Linked DNA regions of Mus musculus: regions 1, 2 and 4 are each linked to region 3. A link is a loop called in an ENCODE intact Hi-C map of the cell type or tissue named here. Cell type or tissue: left cerebral cortex. All regions are shown on one strand. Region 1 overlaps Nrg3 (neuregulin 3). Region 2 overlaps Nrg3 (neuregulin 3). Region 3 holds the start of Nrg3 (neuregulin 3). Region 4 overlaps Nrg3 (neuregulin 3).

The links. A loop is a pair of places that touch in the nucleus more often than their neighbours do. Peaks named below come from ENCODE experiments on the same cell type or tissue, not always from the same donor. Only the 100,000 strongest peaks of a DNase experiment are listed, where the experiment ranks them.
Region 1: a loop joins it to region 3, with 4 times the contacts of the local background. A loop is called at or near these places in 2 of 42 quality-filtered maps.
Region 2: it touches region 3 in a loop (3-fold over the local background); 2 of 42 quality-filtered maps call a loop at or near these places.
Region 4: a loop joins it to region 3, with 9 times the contacts of the local background. A loop is called at or near these places in 4 of 42 quality-filtered maps.

Annotation. Positions count from the first base shown.
Region 1 is chr14:39,104,091-39,109,090 of GRCm38, reverse strand. All of the region lies in intron 1 of Nrg3 (neuregulin 3), which reads left to right. Among named protein-coding and RNA genes, the nearest start is that of Gm20642, 110 kb to the left of the region's middle. In left cerebral cortex, no CTCF peak of the experiment used is centred here; DNase peaks (open chromatin) are centred at 960, 1,358 and 2,095; H3K27ac peaks cover 2,165 bases.
Region 2 is chr14:39,088,568-39,093,567 of GRCm38, reverse strand. All of the region lies in intron 1 of Nrg3 (neuregulin 3), which reads left to right. Among named protein-coding and RNA genes, the nearest start is that of Gm20642, 120 kb to the left of the region's middle. In left cerebral cortex, no CTCF peak of the experiment used is centred here; a DNase peak (open chromatin) is centred at 2,410; H3K27ac peaks cover 415 bases.
Region 3 is chr14:39,470,544-39,475,543 of GRCm38, reverse strand. Nrg3 (neuregulin 3) reads left to right here and starts at 2,456. Exons shown (of 10, transcript NM_008734.3): 1 at 2,456-3,572. The coding sequence starts at 2,744. LOC432842 (a long non-coding RNA gene) reads right to left here and starts at 3,115. Exons shown (of 1, transcript NR_131973.1): 1 at 1-3,115. In left cerebral cortex, CTCF peaks have their summits at 1,396, 1,934 and 3,719; DNase peaks (open chromatin) are centred at 2,553, 3,124, 3,578, 4,327 and 6 more places; H3K4me3 peaks cover 4,561 bases; H3K27ac peaks cover 4,472 bases.
Region 4 is chr14:38,990,039-38,995,038 of GRCm38, reverse strand. All of the region lies in intron 2 of Nrg3 (neuregulin 3), which reads left to right. Among named protein-coding and RNA genes, the nearest start is that of Nrg3os, 94 kb to the right of the region's middle. In left cerebral cortex, CTCF peaks have their summits at 1,570 and 2,998 (motif pointing left); DNase peaks (open chromatin) are centred at 1,575, 1,988, 2,394, 2,900 and 1 more place; H3K4me3 peaks cover 525 bases; H3K27ac peaks cover 1,513 bases.

The sequences.
Region 1 (5,000 bases), 370 kb after region 3:
ACATACCCACACTAACAGGTACAAACACCTCTTTCCCACACAAAATTATCCTGACTTTTACAATGCATTCTTTGATCTTCTAAAACACAAATGTAATTTTTGAGTGCATTTTACTAATAACAAGATTCTCACTGAGTTACTCTTCATCTCATTCATTTTTATAAGTGTGATAACTACCTGAGTCATGCAGTTTGTATGGTAAGAATACTTCAGGAATGGACAAAGCTCAACAAGCCCTATTTCAATGACAACTACATTGGGACAGAAGTGCAGGAAGCTCTTATGACCTGTCAGATCTGATGATGTCATTCATTATGTTATCGCCCTCTGACTACATCTGATGCCACACAATATTAGAAGTCAAACCATGCCCATAGAGTGACTCCACCTATCACTTTTGGCCTTACAGTACCTTATATGAAGATATTTCTGGAAATGAAAATTCAGGAGTTGAAAGTATTACTAATAGAAAACATGGTAACTAAATATGTCAAATAATAATTATGGATCAAAATTAGGTTTTTAAAATCGTAATTTTTGTCTATGATTTGTTTTATTGCAATATTTTGGCTGTCCATAAAAAGGAAGCAAGAAGATTATCATTGCCAAGGTGCCTACACCAAAATTTCCTTGGTCACTGCATCCAGAAATCTCCACCTGCTGACAGAGGCTGAATCTGATGCTGTCAAATTATACTTTTTAGAGTCTATGACACTGTATATATCATATAGAGCCAGTTGTTTAGTTCTCTATACCCTGGCACTTGAAAGTAGATATATCTCTTTCCTCCTTGTTAGGCGTTAGGACCACTACGGGTGTGCTCTAAGATCCAACTTTGCTGGAGAGTAGTAAAAGGGGAAAATCCAAACAGGATTATTACTCACTCTGAGTCTAGCACTGTGTCAGAGACATCAACCAGACAGCCAGTATCTGCATTTGGCTCTAAATCATGTCTGTTTGACTGACAGCAGCTTAGTGCACAAATCTGGAAGAAAAACAGATAAATTAGTTGGTAATATTCATCAACTGAACAATTTTACACACACCCTCATCACGGATTAACACTATGGACTTACGTGGTTTCTCTTTGTTTATGAGATATTCAGACAATAGAGGGTTGTCCTGGTTAGTTTAGACTGCCAACTTGACACACTTAAGTGTTGACTTAGTAAGAGGGAACCTCAACTGAAGAGCTGCCTCAACTAGATTGGCCTGTAGGCAAGTCAGGGTAGCTAACTGGTCATGATTGCTAATTAAATTAGTATGAGAGGGACCAGTCCATGGAGAAGTGCTATTCGTAGGTGGTCCTAGGCTATGTAGGAAAGCTAGTTGAGTGTAAGCCAGTGAGCAAGCTGCTTTCCTCATGTGTTCTTCGAATTTCTATTTAAGTTCATGCTGTGATTTCCCTTAGAGATGGACTGTGATCTGGAAGTGTAATCCAAATAAGTCATTTTCTCCCTAGGTTGCTTGTGGTCACAGTGTTCTGTCACAACAACAGAAAAGCAAACTAGATCAGGGAATCTCAAATTTTGAATCCCAGAATTTACTGGATGTTGAAATGGAAAGACAGCTTTAGTCTGTAGAACTTACTTGCTGGGCAAACATGAAAAACTGAGTTTGATTTGTAGACCCATACATAAAACAAAAACAAAACGCAAAATAATCAAACAACAAAAAAAATCTGGCTTGGATCTGAAGCCCAAAAGTGGAGAGAAACAATGCTTTAGGGTCTCACTGACAACCCAGCCTAGTCAAACTGAGCTGCAGCCAATAAGAGTCCCTGTCACAAAATCTAAAGGTAATGTTGTAATGTTCTGAAGAATGACACCTACAACATCTGGGATTGACCTCTGACCTCTATATACAGATATACAACATCAACATACATAGACACATGCCAAAAATAAATTTACTAGATGACCTTGGTAAAAGGATTCTCTCCAGTTGGCTGTCCTCTCCACTTAAATATAGCTTAGCTGCAGCTTTCACACATCCCACTACAGCAGACACCTGCAGATGGCTGGATTTGATGCACTCGTTCAGGCTGCTATTTCTTCTCCTTATTATCCTCCTCCTGTTTTACCTCTACCCCAGGAATGAGGCCAACCCCAAGCCAAATTTCTCTTCTCTCTCTTCCTTTGGCCTCTGCTTCAGCGCAAAGGGAGTCGGACCTGGTTTCCTAAGGCAGATGCTTTCTTTCCCAAGCAGCTCTCTGTGAAGCAGCCAGTTCTCTATGCATGAGGAAGCTTTCCCCTGGAACTAGCCCATACAGGAATGAGATGGTGAAGATTTTCTCACAGCTCTGCTGGGATCTGGCGATGAGTCCTGGGCTAGCTCCTTGCTTTTGATTAATATATGCTCATGTCTCACTACCTGCAATGTCCAGAGAAGGAAAAGGGTGGCAGGCCCTGGTAGGGTTCCTGACCACTGCGCAGAGGAGACTTGGCTTGTTTCCTAAGTAGAAACTGATCAGTGTGGGATTTAGAGATTTCCAAAGGTAGCTTTGTTTAAATCAACTATACTGAGCTAGATACAGATTTTCATGTAAAAACAAAACAAAACAAAACAAAACAAAACCACAAAACACTGTGTAATCATCAGGGTTAACAAGGCAGATGAGAACAGACCAACGCTAAATAAAGGCCAATTAGCTCCAATCACTGTGGCCCTGGGTGTTTTCTGGCAGTGCAGCTTCTCTGTGAAGTTTTCCAGCCTAACTTTCCTTCGCAGAGACAAAGTCACAGACCCAACATGACTCCTGAGTAGTGGGTGGGAAGAAGGGTTCTCTGCTTTCAAAAGATCCCTTTCTGATTTGAAAGATCCCTTAGATCTTTAGCCCTGGTGCCACTGTCCATGGTGCTGTGAGCCACCCACCCATCAAGGGTCACCCACTCACTCTCAAGACTCTCAGGTCTAAAGTCCGTTCTTCCCATCATACGATAAAACATCTACAAGGAAGAACACCGACACCTTGACAAAAGGTTATGTAAATCAATTGATGAGATCAAATGATGCCTAGACAAACATGAACAATTGAGTACCAATATTTCTTTTACATTGTACATCTTTTAGCAATACAAATATCTTTTGTCTATAGAAACCCTAAGCTAGAACACATTGGCTGCATTAATTCTTATAAACTGTCTCCATGGGGAGTGGAGGTGAGGTGTATTATGAACTCCTTTTGCATTATATTTTATCCTTTGCCCATTTGTTGTTACATTACACAGTGGATTTCACAGCTCCATACATGCATGTAAAGTTCTGTGTTTATACTCACTTTACCTCACCTTTTCCCACACCCTCTCCCTCTGCTCTCATGTCATTTTGCTATTGTTGTTGTATATCTAGTTTCTGATTACAATGCCAGACATGGCATAGTTGGCTTTCTGGCTTATTTTGCTTAATATGTTGATAAGCATCAATTTTCCCGAAGATCACATAGTTCTGTTCCTTATGACTAAATAATATTCCATTGAGTACAACACACAATCTCCTTTGTACATTCATTTGCTTAGGATTATTTAGAGATATCCCATAACTTCTTGGATTTCAATGCTGCTGTGGTTAAAAAAAAATAGCTGTGCAGGTATTTGTTTGTATAGCGATTGGAGTATATGTCTTGGAATCTATTTACTTGATCTATTAATGAGGAAACAGAGATATTGAAATGGCTTGCTGAAGAAATTTCATGTAAACTTTGATATGATTTTCTTCACAATTTCATGAATATTTTCAGTTCCATACTTCAAATATAGACTTTGAAATTCAGAAAGTGTACATGATTTGGTTGATGCTGCTGCTCACAAGAGATACAAAGGAGGGCTTGAATTTATGTCCTTCTTTTTTTCAAAGAATGTTGGTATAAAATAGCTGGAAAGGAAATCCCTGTGGATGAATTTAAATGTCTCCTGAGACTTACCAGTAAGCCCCACTTACGCCTTTCAACATTCCTAGAATAGAGTACATACTATGAACGCCGCACTAACAATGAATGCAGACACTGGCTGTGGTTTTACCTTTTCCTCTTTGGAGTCATGTCTTTTTAACCCCTACCCCCATCCCCCAATTTTCATCGTGACTAATCATTACATGTTCTCCTATATACATGTTAGCTTGAATCTTTCCCAGAGCCTTTCTCCATTTTGAGTTTTTGTTGATAGCACAAGGGTCTTTGACAAGAAGAATTGCTTTACCCAAAGCATCCATTCTGTCTTCTTGTCTGCACAGTCTTCTCCTGTTTACACAGGCACACATTTTAACATTACCTCATGAGCTTGACATCACATCTAACATCACCTGTAAAGTGGTCCATATTCGTGTATCAAATGCTTTGAAACAATAACCTATGTACTGAGAACTTACATCATGTTCCATGTAATAATGGAAGGAAACTACATTTTGTCTGTTTTAAAAATGTTATGTGGGCTCACAATGCTCATAAATGCAGCATAAAAAGTGTCCAGATCACACTCCCTTAAGAAAAGAAATCAAAGTTCCTAAGAGAAGCCAGGATTCTAATATTGTAAGTTGAGGATGAGAAATATATATGGCTGTTGAACATCTCAAAGCATCTGAAAGCAAGAAAATAGTTAAAACAAATCAGAAGTTCACATTAATGAAGGGTCAGGGAAATGGACGTCATGCAAAAGACATGTTAGTGGCTACAAGTGGGACACTGAGCAGCAGAGTAACTCAACTAGTTAGTTGTACATGAGAATTCAAAGCTCAAAACGAATATCAATAACATGACACTATTGAAAATGAATCATTTCAAAAATAAGGAAATGAAGAAGAATTAATCTTCAGTGAAGTTCATGTAACCTTCTGTAGTCTCTTCAACTGAAAGTTTTTATGTACACAGCTTCTTACTTCCTGTAAATTCTTCATACAAAGGATGGAGTAGAATACAATTCAAGTGGTAAAACCTGGCATATGCCATCTCAGACAACTGATAAAAGTTACCCTCAATGATTACATATCATTTGATTGTGTGTATG
Region 2 (5,000 bases), 380 kb after region 3:
GTAAATGGTCATATTCTAGATTCTCTATTTTATTTTCATTTTGATTATAATATCTAAGTTCCCTTCTTCATTGAATAAATTGGGCCATACCTTAGCTCTGAGAATTGTATTGTCCTACAGAGACATCAGAGTCATAATGAAAGCTTACTTTCCCTACAGTACTGAATGAGGAAGCAATGTATGTATTAGAGAAAGACAGATTTGTCCTGGTAGCATTGGGTTTGGGGTCATTTTAAAGTATAAGACGTCCAATGTAATTCTCCAACAAGAATCAGGAAACACACAAGGTAGTTGGGAGGATCTGTTTTTACAGGTCCTTCAACATGGAGGGCACTAAGATTATTATGTGTAAAAATCCTAACTCTGCCCCTTTAGTCATTTGGGGAACTCATTCACTCATGGTACCAGTCAGTACCACAGAGGCTTAGCTCCAGGTCAGCCATATGATGGGGAGAGTAAAGATCCAGTACCCTGTGTGGCCATTCTATGTTATGTTACTAACCTCCAGTGCTTGGGTTGGGTATATAAAATATATTTTTGATTCATAAAATTTTCATTTTATCATAAGCAGTCTTTATAATTAACTTAAGATAGATGATAGATATGTATAGAGAGATATGATTCTTTACAGTATTTGACTTGATATGGGTTGGTATTTTTTTCCATATAGTATGAAGCAACAGTTGTCGATGTTCTTCATGGCTATTAAAATTCCTCTTTGAATTGTATTAAGTCATATTCTCTGCTATATATAATGATATGATATGTTGAAATGGGTCTTTGACTAAACATAATATAGCACTATAGTTACTAATTAATTAAATGTAGTTAATTTGAACCTTGTAAAGAATATTACAGATTCTTTTCTTTTTTAGCAATAAGTATAAGCTCACTGTGAAGATGAAGCCATGAGAGTTCGATATTACTAATTGTGTCAAATTTAACATATCAGTAGTAGAACGTTGTTTACAACTCTGGATCTTTCTTTGGAAGTGTATTTTCTCTCATTTACTAGGATAGCTTACATCTAGATATTTTTGAGTATTTTGGATATTTTGGATATCTAGATATTATTGGTTATTCCTTTAAAGAAATTATTAAATGACATTTTATTCAACAAATATTTAGATGCACTTCCTGCCACCAAGGTCATTCTAAGTACTTGAACAACAGTGTTTTACAAAAATAAGAAGCCCATTAGACCTATGAGGATGCATTCAAAGGGTAGATTTCAGGCTGTGAACATACCAGATATTATTTTCTATTAAGGAAATGAACTAATGGAGTAGACGTTACCAAGGTTTGTTGTGGGAGATCACTGTTAAACTGTGGGCAAGTATTTGACATGTTTGAAACAATTTGTGCATGCATGATGCTTTATGAACACTTAGGCTTAAAGCTCTGTTCCAAGCAGACAGAAGGACAAACATGCCTGAACGTGAAAGAATAGCCAGGTCATCACAAGCTTAGATTTGTGAACAACTGTGCTAACGATTCTAGCCTGTTCAAAATAGAGAGGGCTGTGGTTCCAGCCAGGAGCCTGGATTTTACTGGTTATAAATGGAAGCCACTGGAGCATTACAAAATTGGCTGTGAGTCAAGAAAATTGAAATTTCTAACTGTGTGTATCAAGTGCCAATATCTAATCATAAGAAATATCTTGGTGTACCTTTATGTCAAAATAGTGGATAAGCAAATGTGATTTGTTTCCTAGTCTCAAACATCTCCCATTAATAAAAGTAATACGCAGGATTGATTACGTGCACGGTTTTGTTGCTGAATTTTGAACATTTGAGATGACTCTCAGTATATCATAGCATGATGCTGTCACCCAATTTCTGAACGTGTACTGTGTGCCCTTCATTGTAGCCTGCCTTTCCTGCTCTGTTCCAGAATCGATTTCATTGTCTTTGCATCCTTTGCATGAAACAGAGCTTATTTCATCACAGTTTTGAAGAATTACTTCTGCTCTCTTCAGGTTTCTTTGTTTTTCCTTCACAAAGTTTCCTCTGACCTTAAATTAAACCTGGCAGCCTTTTAAGGTTGTGAGTTGGTTCACGTACCTAGGGGAGAGATCAAAGTCCTCCACATTTATCATCTGGTTGAACATTTGAACCTCTTTAGAAGTTCCTCATTGCCTCTTGCCCCTAAATATAAGTTGTGCTTGCCTTTTAATTTTTCCCATCGACTTTAAGGTCCCCTATCATTTAATCATTTCCAATTTGTGTGTATTACACCTTCTACTGCATCTGCTTTACCTATGCATACTTCTGTATTTGAATATTATTCCTTGCTTTCCCCAATCCTCATGCTTTTATGCTGATCCCATGGTCTCTGCCCATGCCTCTTTATTGCTTCAAGCATTTGACTTCTCAGTTATATTTCTGGAACATTCCCCCCAAGCCCTGAAGACTCTCTATAGAAAAGACAGCACTGCCAATTCTGCACATTTACTGCCAGGAAAGAACAAGAATGTTTTATTCATACTTTCTCCTTTGCTTCACAAAAACTCGCTAATTTATTTTTAATTTTTCTTAAATAGCTACATTATTTTTGTATGCCTCAAGGTTTTGAAAACATGTATTTTAAATTTAAAATGGATGTGATTCAATTTCATTAATTATAAACCACAGCACTCTAATGGGCCTTTTGAAATTTCATTGAAGGGGAGAAAATGTATCAAACAATATTTTGAACAAATTTTGAAAATTATAACATACTTATGTACATATGAAATCCACTTTGAATATTTTCTTAAGATGTACATAATCTGTAGTTTCTCTTACAAATACTGTTTTTCATGTGGATGCATGGGGTGAGCTTTGAAAAAATAATGGTGAGAAAAAGAATATTTAAGTCAAAGGTATGGGGAAACCAGAAGGAACTGAGTTCACATAAACCCAAAATAGAGAACAAAATACCAGGACTCATTTATTCTTTCAAAAGAATAGTGAGGATGGCCTTATTTCCTCATCTCTAGAAAGAGAATGACTTGGTGATAAATATGGACAACACTTATCTCTGAAACATTCCTCTCTCCTTCCTTACCAGTGTCACTCAGTTTCAACACACATCATGGCTGAAGTTACAATTACACAATTCTAAGAGTCTAGTCAGAAGAATGAAACAATAGAGTGCAAGTCTCACTGCAATCTTCCATGCCCAGTTGTGATTGCCTGGCTTTTCAACTCTGAAAATAACTGTAATTTCAGACAGGGTGGAAGAAGAGACAACATGTTAGAAATCTTACTTTAATTTCAATTCAAATATAATGTCTAATGTTGTCTGTGAATATGAATTCAGGAGTCAGAATGAGGAACATTGAATAGATGTGGGCAAGAGTGTGTGCAGAAGTGAGCAGTAGAGTGAAAAATGATGACAGGAAGTCTTACATAATTCCCTCCCAAGAACACAAATGTGCTTCTGCTCAAGTTCAAGGCTGCGTAGAAGACTGCATGAACTAAAACAAAGCCAAACTGTCTTCTAATTCCCAATCCCTATACTAAGGGAAGAAGCAGTTGTCATGTATAGAGTCATTGTTAGCTCTTATTGAAGCCTTTCATCTTAAAATTTTACTTTCAACTACTTCCTCTAGGGATGCAGTTGAATGAAGTGAGTATGATATATTTGTACTTGATTAAGGAACACTAGGATATGAATATGATGAGACATACAGATGACAAGAAAAGAACGATTTAAATTGTAAAAGACATTTCATTCATGCCATTTCTTGAGGAGCACGTTCTAATTGAATATTCAAACACAGCTTTTTTTTTTAACTATTGACAAGTTAGAATTAAACTGGCATAGCAATTAATGAAAATATTAAAGGCTACCATTTTAACACATTTATTGATGGATTTATTTCAAATTCCAGTGGTTAGTAAACATTTCATAAGATTATTGGATCTTTTCATTAGTTTTGTAATGAAACTTTCATGTGGAGTCTCACTTGACTGAATGAGATTCGATTGTCCAGAGCCCCACTTAATTCCAGACTTTGTGTCTTTTTCTTAGTTTCAACTCCATTGCTCAGATCTCAACTAGTTTTCTTCTGTAGTACTCTCATTCCATTAGTGGGCTGTATTTTCTCATTCTCCAGCAGTCCATGTTTTTTGAAGCCTCCCAGTTATTGCAGCTGGGCATGCTCCATTTTACCTAACTCATGTCCTTCTCAGTGTACTGTAGCTTTTCCATTATCTATATAACAAATGTTCATCATCTCACTGTATCCCATCACATGTGTAACTATGTGTCAACTAAGATGTAAGAGTATTTTACTAAGGAGTAGTCAGCCACCCCCAACATCAGCATGATCATCTATGTGAGTGACTTACCTAAAGGAATGACAGGGGCTATGTAGACATGATGAGGAGTTTCCAGTGCCCCTTCCTGCACTTCCTTACAGGTCTCAACCCAGTTATGCTGAGATATTTGCAATAAAATTTTCTTTTCATATTTTAAAACATGCCCTTTCAGCTAGCTGGGAGTCCTTGGCAGTGTGAACAAAGCCCAGGAAAAAAATAAAATAAAATCAGAACAACATGACACAACATGAACATGGAATGTATCATGTTTAATTGAAACCTGATTAATTATTTAATAACAAAGTATACTCAACGTTTATTTGCTTATATTGTTAATTAATTTTGGTATTTTTAAATACATTTCATTAATTTTGAGAATTTCATACAGTGATCAGGTTGACACACAGTCTCCAATTTCCCACAGCTCCTCATATGTTCTTCCTTCACTCCCTGTCACTTCCTAGTTAGGGAAAGGACCTCTCCTCTATTTTACTACTTTTATTTATTTATTTATTTATTTATTTATTCATATTTAATCACTTTACAATCCAATATCAGCCCCTCCTCCCAACGCCCCTTAATGAAAGTCTTCTCCCCATTCCACCTTCTCCTCCTCTTTTGGAGATCTTGGGCAAAGACTTCTGCAAATCAAGTCGCTAGAGGACCAGGCGAATCCTCTCCCACTGATGCCAC
Region 3 (5,000 bases):
CTGATCCTTAATAGAAAATCATCAAAGCAATGGGCTCTGCTGGCCCTGCTCCCTCTGGAGATGTTTCCTTGTAAGAGCAGCTGATATACCATGACTGGTGTTCCAGGAAAACCGGAACTCAATAGGGAACCACGAATAAGCTTTTAAATCGAAGTAGAAAGGAGAAGGAGAGGGAATTTGGAAGAAGGCTTTGGGAAGCAATGAAGAGAATGTGGATACTGTCCAATTGTGGTTTCAGGAAGAGAGCATTTATCCACAAAAGCATTGCAGCACCTCTCTTTGTGTTTTGGAACCTTTCAAGTGGGGGAGGAAGAAGGCAAAGAACACAGAATACTGGGGGTGGGATTTGGGAGGGATGATGATGAACTAAGTGTGGAAAAGAAATCTTCTTTCTCAAGTGTCAACAGCAGCACCTACTACAATGTGGAAATGCTTTTATTTTACTGCATGAGAAGGCACGGAGCAGATGCCTGTCAGCCCACAGAAGGTTAAGACATTTTTACTTGTGTCTTGCATCAGAAAGCCAAAGGAGTATGGATTTAATGTTTTGTTGTTGTTTGTTTGTTTTGCTTGTTTCCCCATTGAAATTCTGGAAGGCATCATTCTGCCCTACTGGGTTAGGGCATGTTTGGTTAAATTAAAAACCAAAGATTTTCCTATGGGGTAAGTCTCAGTGTTAGAGCTGAAAGAGGTGACAGCCACATTACTGCCATCAAAAAGTAATTTATTAATCACGCCTGTGCAAAGAACTCTGGTAGGCACAATCCCTCAAGGGCTTCCTGTTTGAACGTATTCTCTGCACTCTGCCATCTCCTTAGATTAGCATTTTCTTTTGCTCTTAACGTGTGAATAAAATGGATACCTAGGAAACTTCGTCTTTGTGGAGTGCATCACAGGACAGGACAATGCTGACTGCATTCTCGGACAGCCCTGGGAGGTACGTGATAAGAAAGATGCCATTCTCACTCTCCCATCCTTGCATGACACTTGTAAAAAATAAATAAATGAAAAAAAAAAGCCTCTTTCGTTTCTACCTTAGCCGAGAAATCTGGGTAGGGTGGGAAGCATCGCTTTACAGGACCAGCGTATGTATATCATGGTAGCCCTGGCTCTTGCCCGTTTCCTGTCTGTGCTATACCTGGTCCTCAGGGAGGTACCACAGTGTACCCGAGATTGGAAATACTCTGATCTCCCTCTACCAAAAGGAAGAAACCGGCTATGAAATTTAAGAGACTAGCCAGCATCTTTTCTCATCTTCGCCTCTCGCCTTGTTTCCCAGGGCGTACCTACATTTAAAGATAATACTTTTTAAAAGGTAAGTTAATGGCTTCGAGATCTGATCACAGAAAGGTCGTCTGCTTCAGCAGCAGCTCTCAGCAACTCCAAAGCAAAGGTGGTTCTCTGTCCAGCCGCACCGCGGCGGGGCAGGGGAGCTCAGAGGCGCCCTCCCACCTAACACGCCCGTGCGCATTCTCCCAGCAGCTTCAGTGTCTGACCCCGCAGGATCCACACCAGAGACCTGTTCACGGCTGCTCCACAGAGCTCCTAGTGCCGTACTTCTCCAACGGGGGTCCGCTTGGATCATTTATTTATCTAGCACACAGTAAGACAGCACCATTAGGTGTTGGTGGGAGGCGCAACTCTGCCCGAATCCCACCCTGTCCGCGGCGACTCTACACACAAACACACACACACATACACCCGAAGCCGCCTGGTTGAGTGCAAGAAAACGCTTGGAGCAGCGGTCACGACGTCCGGGACCCCTGTCGCTATCTCCCATTTTTGCTAGCCCGGGTCGGCCAGGCAGCGTCACCGGAGCTGTTTGGTATCCTCTGCGTGCTGGTCGGGGTGCGCCCCGGGGTACCCCGCTCCTGAGCGGCGGGGTAGCTTGCTGGAGTTTGACTCACGGTGGCGGCGGCAGTAGCGGCGCAGAGCCGCGGGCGGCGGGAGCGAGGCGAGCCCGGTCGCTCGCCCTCCGCGCTGCTCTAGGATTGGTTTCTCCCGGAGAGCGTTGACCGAGGGTTGGCTGCGGGCCGGCTGAAGAACAGGTGCACCTCATCGCCCAGGCTCGCCGAGTAACCACCGTGCAACGCTGCGTACGGGCTGGGCGAGGGGCTGCTAGGTTGGCCCCCTGTGTCGGAATGCGGCTTGTCGGCGCCCAGCATCCAGCTACTGCTCGCCGGGGCCCCTGAGGGTGACGTGAGGATTTGAGGTGGGGACAGCGGCGGTGCGGCCGGACGCCCCAGGGAGCGGGCCGGGCGCGGCGCACCGAGGATGCCGGCGAGGCTGGAGCGCACACAGGCGGCGGGCAGCATCAGCACCAGCGGCAGCATCAGCATCAGCATCCAAGGCAGCATCAGCATCAGCATCAGCGGCAGCATCAGCACCACCGGCAGCCGAGGGACCCCGTCGCGCAGGAGGCACCTAGGCGGGCTGCAGACTCGCCCCGCCGCTCCCTGACCGGCCGGCGGCGCCCGGGCCGGTCTCGCCCCTCTACCGAGCGCCTCGCCGCCCCCTCCCCGGCCCGCGTCCCCTCCCCCGTCCTCTCCTCCCCGCCCGCCGCCCGCCTCTCGGGGGGAGGGGCGTGGGGGCAGGGAGCCGATTTGCATGCGGCCGCCGCGGCCGCTGCCTGAGCCGGAGCCCGCCGCCGCCGGAGCCCGCGCCCGCGCCCGCGCCCGGCCCGCGCGGCCCCATGCCTCTGGCGCGGCCCTCGGGGGGGCGAAGGTGAAGATCGGCTCCTAGGATGAGTGAAGGGGCGGCCGGTGCCTCGCCACCTGGTGCCGCTTCGGCAGCCGCCGCCTCAGCCGAGGAGGGCACCGCGGCGGCTGCGGCGGCGGCGGCGGCGGGCGGGGGCCCGGACGGCGGCGGAGAAGGGGCGGCCGAACCTCCCCGGGAGTTACGCTGTAGCGACTGCATCGTGTGGAACCGGCAGCAGACGTGGTTGTGCGTGGTGCCTCTGTTCATCGGCTTCATCGGCCTGGGGCTCAGCCTCATGCTGCTTAAATGGATCGTGGTAGGCTCCGTCAAGGAGTACGTGCCCACGGACCTGGTGGACTCCAAGGGAATGGGCCAGGACCCCTTCTTCCTCTCCAAGCCCAGCTCTTTCCCCAAGGCTATGGAAACCACCACAACAACCACTTCTACCACGTCCCCCGCCACCCCCTCTGCCGGCGGCGCCGCTTCTTCCAGGACGCCTAACCGGATTAGCACCCGCTTGACCACCATCACACGGGCACCCACCCGCTTCCCTGGGCACCGGGTTCCCATCCGGGCTAGCCCGCGCTCTACCACAGCACGGAACACTGCTGCCCCTCCGACGGTCCTGTCCACCACGGCCCCTTTCTTCAGTAGCAGCACGCCCGGCTCCCGACCCCCGATGCCAGGAGCCCCCAGTACGCAGGCGATGCCTTCCTGGCCCACTGCGGCGTATGCTACCTCCTCCTACCTCCACGATTCCACTCCCTCCTGGACCCTGTCACCCTTTCAGGATGCTGCTGCCGCCTCTTCCTCCTCACCCTCTTCCACCTCCTCCACTACCACCACCCCAGAAACTAGCACCAGCCCCAAATTTCGTAAGTAGACGCCTGGCCATGCCGTGCTTCACTGCCAAGTTTTTTTCTGCTCTCCAGCTTTCCTTTCTGCTGGTTGTCACTTCCCCATGCACGTTTGGGGCAGAGTGTGAGGCTATGATTAAAACTAGCCTCAAGGGGGCCAAAGGTGCGGGTCTATGCTGTGCCTGTGTGCGGAATAGGGGCATCAGGCGAACTAAGGATATCTCTGAGCTAGGGTTCATACTTCAGTGGGTCCCAAATGAGAATAGACTCCTGTCTCCAATCAAAGGGTTAAGGCGAGTCCAAATCCTCACTGCAGATTTGAGAGTGAGCCCAGGTTGTGTTCCCCTTACTGGCCTGGGAGAGATGGTGCACCCAACCCTTCCCGCCCTCCTGTGGGAAGCTTTTCTAAGCACAGCCAAAACTGGCCTATGAAAGACCACAAAGGGAAGTTATGACCAGTGGAGGGGGGAGGGCGGGGGTGGGAGGAGATTGGATGCAGGTATTTGGTAGTGATGTCCTCAGGAGATAGCTGCCTACTATTCCAGCTTCCCCTGCTCAGGCAGAGACTAAGAAGGATTAATTAGAAGCCATTCAGAGAGCTAGGGAAAAGAGGTGCTCCCAGAAGGACCCCTCCCCTCAACCTGTCCCTGGCCATTGCCAGGTGTGGAAATTGGTGGAAATTGCTTCTGTGGCCACTGGAGTGAGTTAACTGCGAAGAAATGCAAAGGGGACTCTGCAGAGCTGCGGGCCCCCAGGGTCCTGAAAAAGTAGGAGGGCTTTTCTTCCTTCTTTTTTTTTTCCTTTCCCCAGCTGTGCCAAGCATTTGCTTTTGTTCCTTTCCCAGAGGGGTGAGGGGTGTAAACCTGATTTCCTCCTCCTCCCAGCTGGAAAGGATAAGCAGACTAGGACCCGGTTTAGTACAATGTCCAAGCTCTTTGTAATATGTCAGCCTTTGAATATAACATTTCAACCTGGTTCAGTCGGTGCCAACAGTGGCCAGTGTACCCCTAAATATGGTCACTTTTTCTTTGGAACTGTAAGCTTTCTATTTTTATCAACATTGCAGGTAACTAATTGACCTCCACCCCACCCTCTCCCCTTAGTGAACAGAAATTGCAGGAACCTTCTGTTTGTACCTGAGGATCAGGATGGAAGAAGACATGTATAACCTGTGAAGGTTATTCAGGACAAGCCCCCAGTATGTCAGCTCAAGTTCCAAGCACAGCTATTCTGGAGAAAAAAAAGAAAGAAAGAAAGAAAGAAAGAAAGAAAGAAAGAAAGAAAGAAAGAAAGAAAGAAAGAAAGAAAGAAAGAAAGAGAAAAGAAAGGAAAGAGAAAAAAAAGCAAAGAAAAGAATGGGTCTGGATTTGTTGCCTTCATGCTGTATTTGTATTTATGTTTTGAGCTGAAACATCTGGGCAAAAGAGTGTTCCTCTTTATCTGCTC
Region 4 (5,000 bases), 480 kb after region 3:
ACATGGATCATGTATCTGTATGGGAATTCAGTGCAAGTGCACATTCAGAGATACTAGTTCTGGAATAGCACCTGATATACTGTATTTTTAAGGTTCTAGGTGAAGCCTACTTTGTCTTAGATGAAGGCCTACTGCCCATATTGGAACTGGGAAAAACTTCCTTGTTACTCAGCACACAATGGAACTATGATCCTGTCTAGAAGTCTGAGTATTTCTTCTGTTACTATATGTCTGAACCTCAACAATTATACTTGAATGACTCTTCATGTGTCCTTTCAGCAAATTGCCCATGTGTTCTCTGGAAGAGCTTCCTTATCTCCCTTAGTTAACTTGTTAGTTCACATACCTGCCAATCAATATCCATTAGTGTCTGCTGCAAGGATCCATCTCATGGCTTTCTACTTTGAGGTAGCTTCATAAGCCATTGTTCCTGCAAGCTTCTGTTACAACATTGCTCTCATATATCATGGGTGTGTGCAGGTTTTGCAAGTTAGTGGAAAGGACTCTTGGTGACATTCAAAGCCGTAGATGGAGTACTTGTTAAAGAATGGCAGTAGCTATACTGTCCAATTGTCTGTCTCATATAGGATGACACATCTAGTGCTTGGAATATGTGCATGTTCATATTTAGTATATCATTTTAAAACTTGGGAAGTTCTGACATGTAAACCAAACAACCCACTAAGCAAATTTTGCAGAAGATGGGGCTTTTCAAAAGGACAATATTGATTTATGAAGATCTATTCAAAGTTAGGCTTTTCTGCTCCCTAGCTGTGTGATTTATGTTGTTATATTTGGTCTGTATAGGCCTTAATTTCTTTATTGGGTAATGGTGGTGGAATTGGGAGTCCCTTCTAAAGGTCACTTTAGATTAACTGTTGAAAAAAAAGTGAGTAAGCCTGTGTTTTTGTTTGTGTTGATAACAACTAGGAGCTGGCTGTATTCCTAGCCAATAAAAATATAGGTATGCCAGGAAAAAAAAAGCTGTTTATGGAAGTAAACGTAGTTGCCCAGTGGTTCAAGTTAAGCATTATGTGACTATCTCAGAGACACTTACACAATGGAGATATCTGCCATCCTCACTACCCCTTCTGGGTCCCATCCTTCCCACATTGCCACATCCATGTGCATAGCCAGGAGGTGTTAAAAATACAAGCCTGACAGTTTTTCTGTAAGTTCATATCTGGAATCCTAGTACTCAGGTGGCTGAAAAGGGAGACTGCGAGTTTGAAGTCATCCTAGGCTATAGAAGAAGAGCTTATCAAACTCATAAATGAACAAGCACAGGCTCAAATTTTGGCTCAATAGATTAGGGTGGAACTACAATTTTACATCCCATCACATGCCATGTGGGTATTAGGAGACATGGGATTGGCTTTGGCTAGCAATGCCTTCAAACAGAACTTTTCAGTATCAATTGTAGAGAGGAATCATTGAGATCCAACATTAAGATTTTGGTGCTGAAACTCAACAAGCCATTCAGATCTCTGTTAGGTGTCCCAGCTGCCCAGATCATGGCAGTAGGCAGCTAAGTGAGGGATGCTGCTCTGTACTGCCACCACAGGCCGTGTGATGGCTGACCAAGTCTCCTTATTTATGAGCATATAATTTTATGTTAGTGCAAGTGCTTTCCAATCACTCCTACCTTACCAGCAGAGAAACTGGAATATTCACGGAAATGCTGCTGCTGTCGACCAGCATCTTTTCAGCCTGTTTAGTCTGAGCATTCCACTTTTGTTTCCTTATAGTCCAGTCTGACTTTGTGTCCTGCTCCTGAACAACGTGGGCACATTTCTAGATTGCTACAGGAGACTCTGTGATCGTCAGTGTTTAAGTTTCAGTACGATCACTATCTCCAGGTTTAGCAAGTACTCAATGGCTATCGTTTTGAAAGATTTCTAGTTGCCTCACTCTTCCTTTTCCTTTCATTTTTTTTTCTACTTCTGTCCAGACTCTTGAACACATGGACTGAATGCTCACTTTCTCTCGACTAGGAGAGCACCAGTGAAATTCGTAAATAGGCTGAAATCTTCTCATGTGATGTGTCTTTAAAATTGGAACCTAAAAACGAAATTGCTTGGCTCAAGGATATAAGCAAGTTCCTGGCTTTTAATTGCAAACTGTTTTGCAGACATTGGCTCAGCTTCTACTTGCTAATTTGAATAATGTGAGCTTTTGTAGTCTATTTGTCTTTAATAAACCTTTTATATCTTTTATATGATCACCATGCAAATTTATCCATTATTATTTTCTTTATCTGAAATACTTTCCAGAGCACTGGCAAGATAGTGAGCTGCTAGATAAGGAAGCAGCACATTCATTGCATGCATATTTTATATATTTTCACCATCTGATGCTGCTGGTCCATTCACTGTGTAGGAGGCACAGCAAGAGCGCTTGTAGCAAAGGTGGTTTCATCTAATAAATTCTCTAGCTTTGCCTATGTGAAAAAAACATGCACCCAGATCCTGCATAATTAGGGTAAGAAACCTGAGACAGTGACATAGACTGAAAGTGAGTGTGTGCGTGTGTATGCCTATGCTGCCAGCAGCGTCCTGTAGACGCTGTGGGATGCCAGAATTAGAAGAAGCTTGGAGCAGTTTATTAAGGAGCTTAAATTCTTCTGAGAGGATAGAGATCAAGAATCCAAGCGATGCCGTTCCATTCAAAATGAAGGGTGCTTCTCTAGGGAGAATGGCCTGATTGATATCAAGGGCAAGAGGGAGTCAAGAAACAGAGTGTGCTCACAATGAAACACACCAGTTTAAACCTACAGCCTGAGAACACATTCTTGGGCATAAGGTCTGCCCTGGCTTCTCTGTGTTCAGCATATTGTGGGTTAGGGAGACCTATAACCCTGTAGAGCAGACAGGCTAACTCTAACCTACTTATCTACAGAAGGCTGAGATTTTCATAAATATAGCATTTCTGGCTGACTTGCTGATTTTTACTTTATTTTTCATTTTTTTAAGGCTACCACTTTGCTTAATGCTGCCACCTTGTGACAGAGACTATAGTAGCAGCACTTCTGGCAGAACTTGACCATGACCTCTTGCTCAGGCATTTGAACTAGAAAGTGGAAAGAATTAAGTTTTGGACAAAGAGTGAAAAGAAAATCTTGAACGTTCAGCCCCTAATGAGAACTTGGAGCCCGATATCTCAAATTATTTATAATGTTGTTTTGTTTGGTTTTCCTTTTTGTTCAAAAAGACCTATGGAATTTAGGGAGAAAAAAAAAAAGAATTTTAGCATCAGCCTTGGTATTTGTGGTCTTCCCTCCTCCATCACCAGCCTGCAGAGCGATGAAGAGTAAACATTTAGATGTGCATAGCATTCTAAGAGACCACCCTGAAAACCTAATGTAAGATATACATGCTGGATATGCCCTGTGCAGCCTGAATAGGACTGCTAGCTGTTCCTTTTGTGTTATAACCCAAGAAAGGAAAAACTTGGCCTTTGGTCATGCTGTGCTCCACCTGAGTCACTTAGACCATGAGATCATACCCTGTGGATTGGGCCCAATGAACACCTGGGCAATAACTACAGATGGGGATTCAGGGGAGCCCACATGAGCAATGTTTAAAAGCTGGACAGTGGTTTCTCCATCTGGACTTTTCCAGCCCACAAATGGTGGCTGACCTCTAAGCAGAGGCTCCTCCCACAGATGCCTTTATCAGAGACAGAGAATGAAATCTGGATGTGATGGGTAGTTTCAGGGGTGTAGTGAGATTATCTATGAGGATGAAATTAATATATGAGGAACATAGATTTTGAAGTGTCAACTATGGTAGCTATTTTCTCTTTGCGTAGGAGATGGTTTAGGGACATGGGACAATGGCTTTAACATATTAGTGTAAGACTTTGGTTAGACATTATGATGTTGTTTGACTTTGAAGTGCATCATAATCTGGGGCAGAACTATGAAGACAGAGAACAAGAAGGCAAAAGTGGTAATGTGAAAACAGATAGCCATGTAGGGTGAAATCCTAAGAGTGATGTTTACAGAAAAGAAAAAAAAATAAGGGCAGAGAGATTTACATGAATGAACAGCCAAAAGAAAAATGAAAAAATAAGAGAGAAAAGACAAAATCAAAATCTTAAAAATCCATTTATTTACCATCATTTAAAGTATTTTCAAAAACAATATTAAAATCTTCAATATAAACTAGTGAAATCCTACTTGGCTGAGTTAGCCACAGCTTACTTCTTTCTCCTCAGTACTTTAACAGACTACTTATGTAGTTAGCTGTGTTCAGTCTATGGTAAAGAGGCCTTTCCCCATCACTGCTATGATCTGACTTGCCTTTTAAAATTGCTAGAAAGCATTTCAAACATAGGACAGTTTAAACATTTTCTCTTAAACAAAATCAGCTTAGATTATTTTGGGGGGGGTCATCTCTAAAAATATATGGATTTTTACTTATAGGAATTAACTGGTAAGAAGATACATTAAACTTCATTCCACCATTATTTATGAAAATTATATAATGCTGTCCTGCTGAACATAAAGTGCTGGATATAAGGTGTTAGTGTAAAACATAAAGTAACAGGCTTGTATAAAGGAAGAAGTGATTAATATTGTTAGTCACAGCAATAAATAAGACAGCCTCAGTTGGTATGACAATGAACATAGGAGAAATTCCACAGCTCTCATCCTTAGATGAGGATCTACTGGCAATCAATGACTGATGAGAGATGGAGATTGAGTCTTAGGAGGGATGAATATCCTGACAGGTGATCCAATCAGTAGTGTGTGTGTGTGTGTGTGTGTGTGTGTTTAAAACGATAATTAGAGAAAATAAGATCATAAAGTTTAGAAAGAGTGAAAAGCACAAGGGTTGGAGGGGGAAAAAGAGGTGTAGTAATAATGCAAATCCAGTAATTACATGTTAAATTCTCAAAAAAAAATGAAACAAGTCCTTAACAAGGAAAAGAAGAAAAAATGATCATGAATTTAAAAAGGATCTCAGTGTGACATCTGTAAGAATCATCTGAGTTTT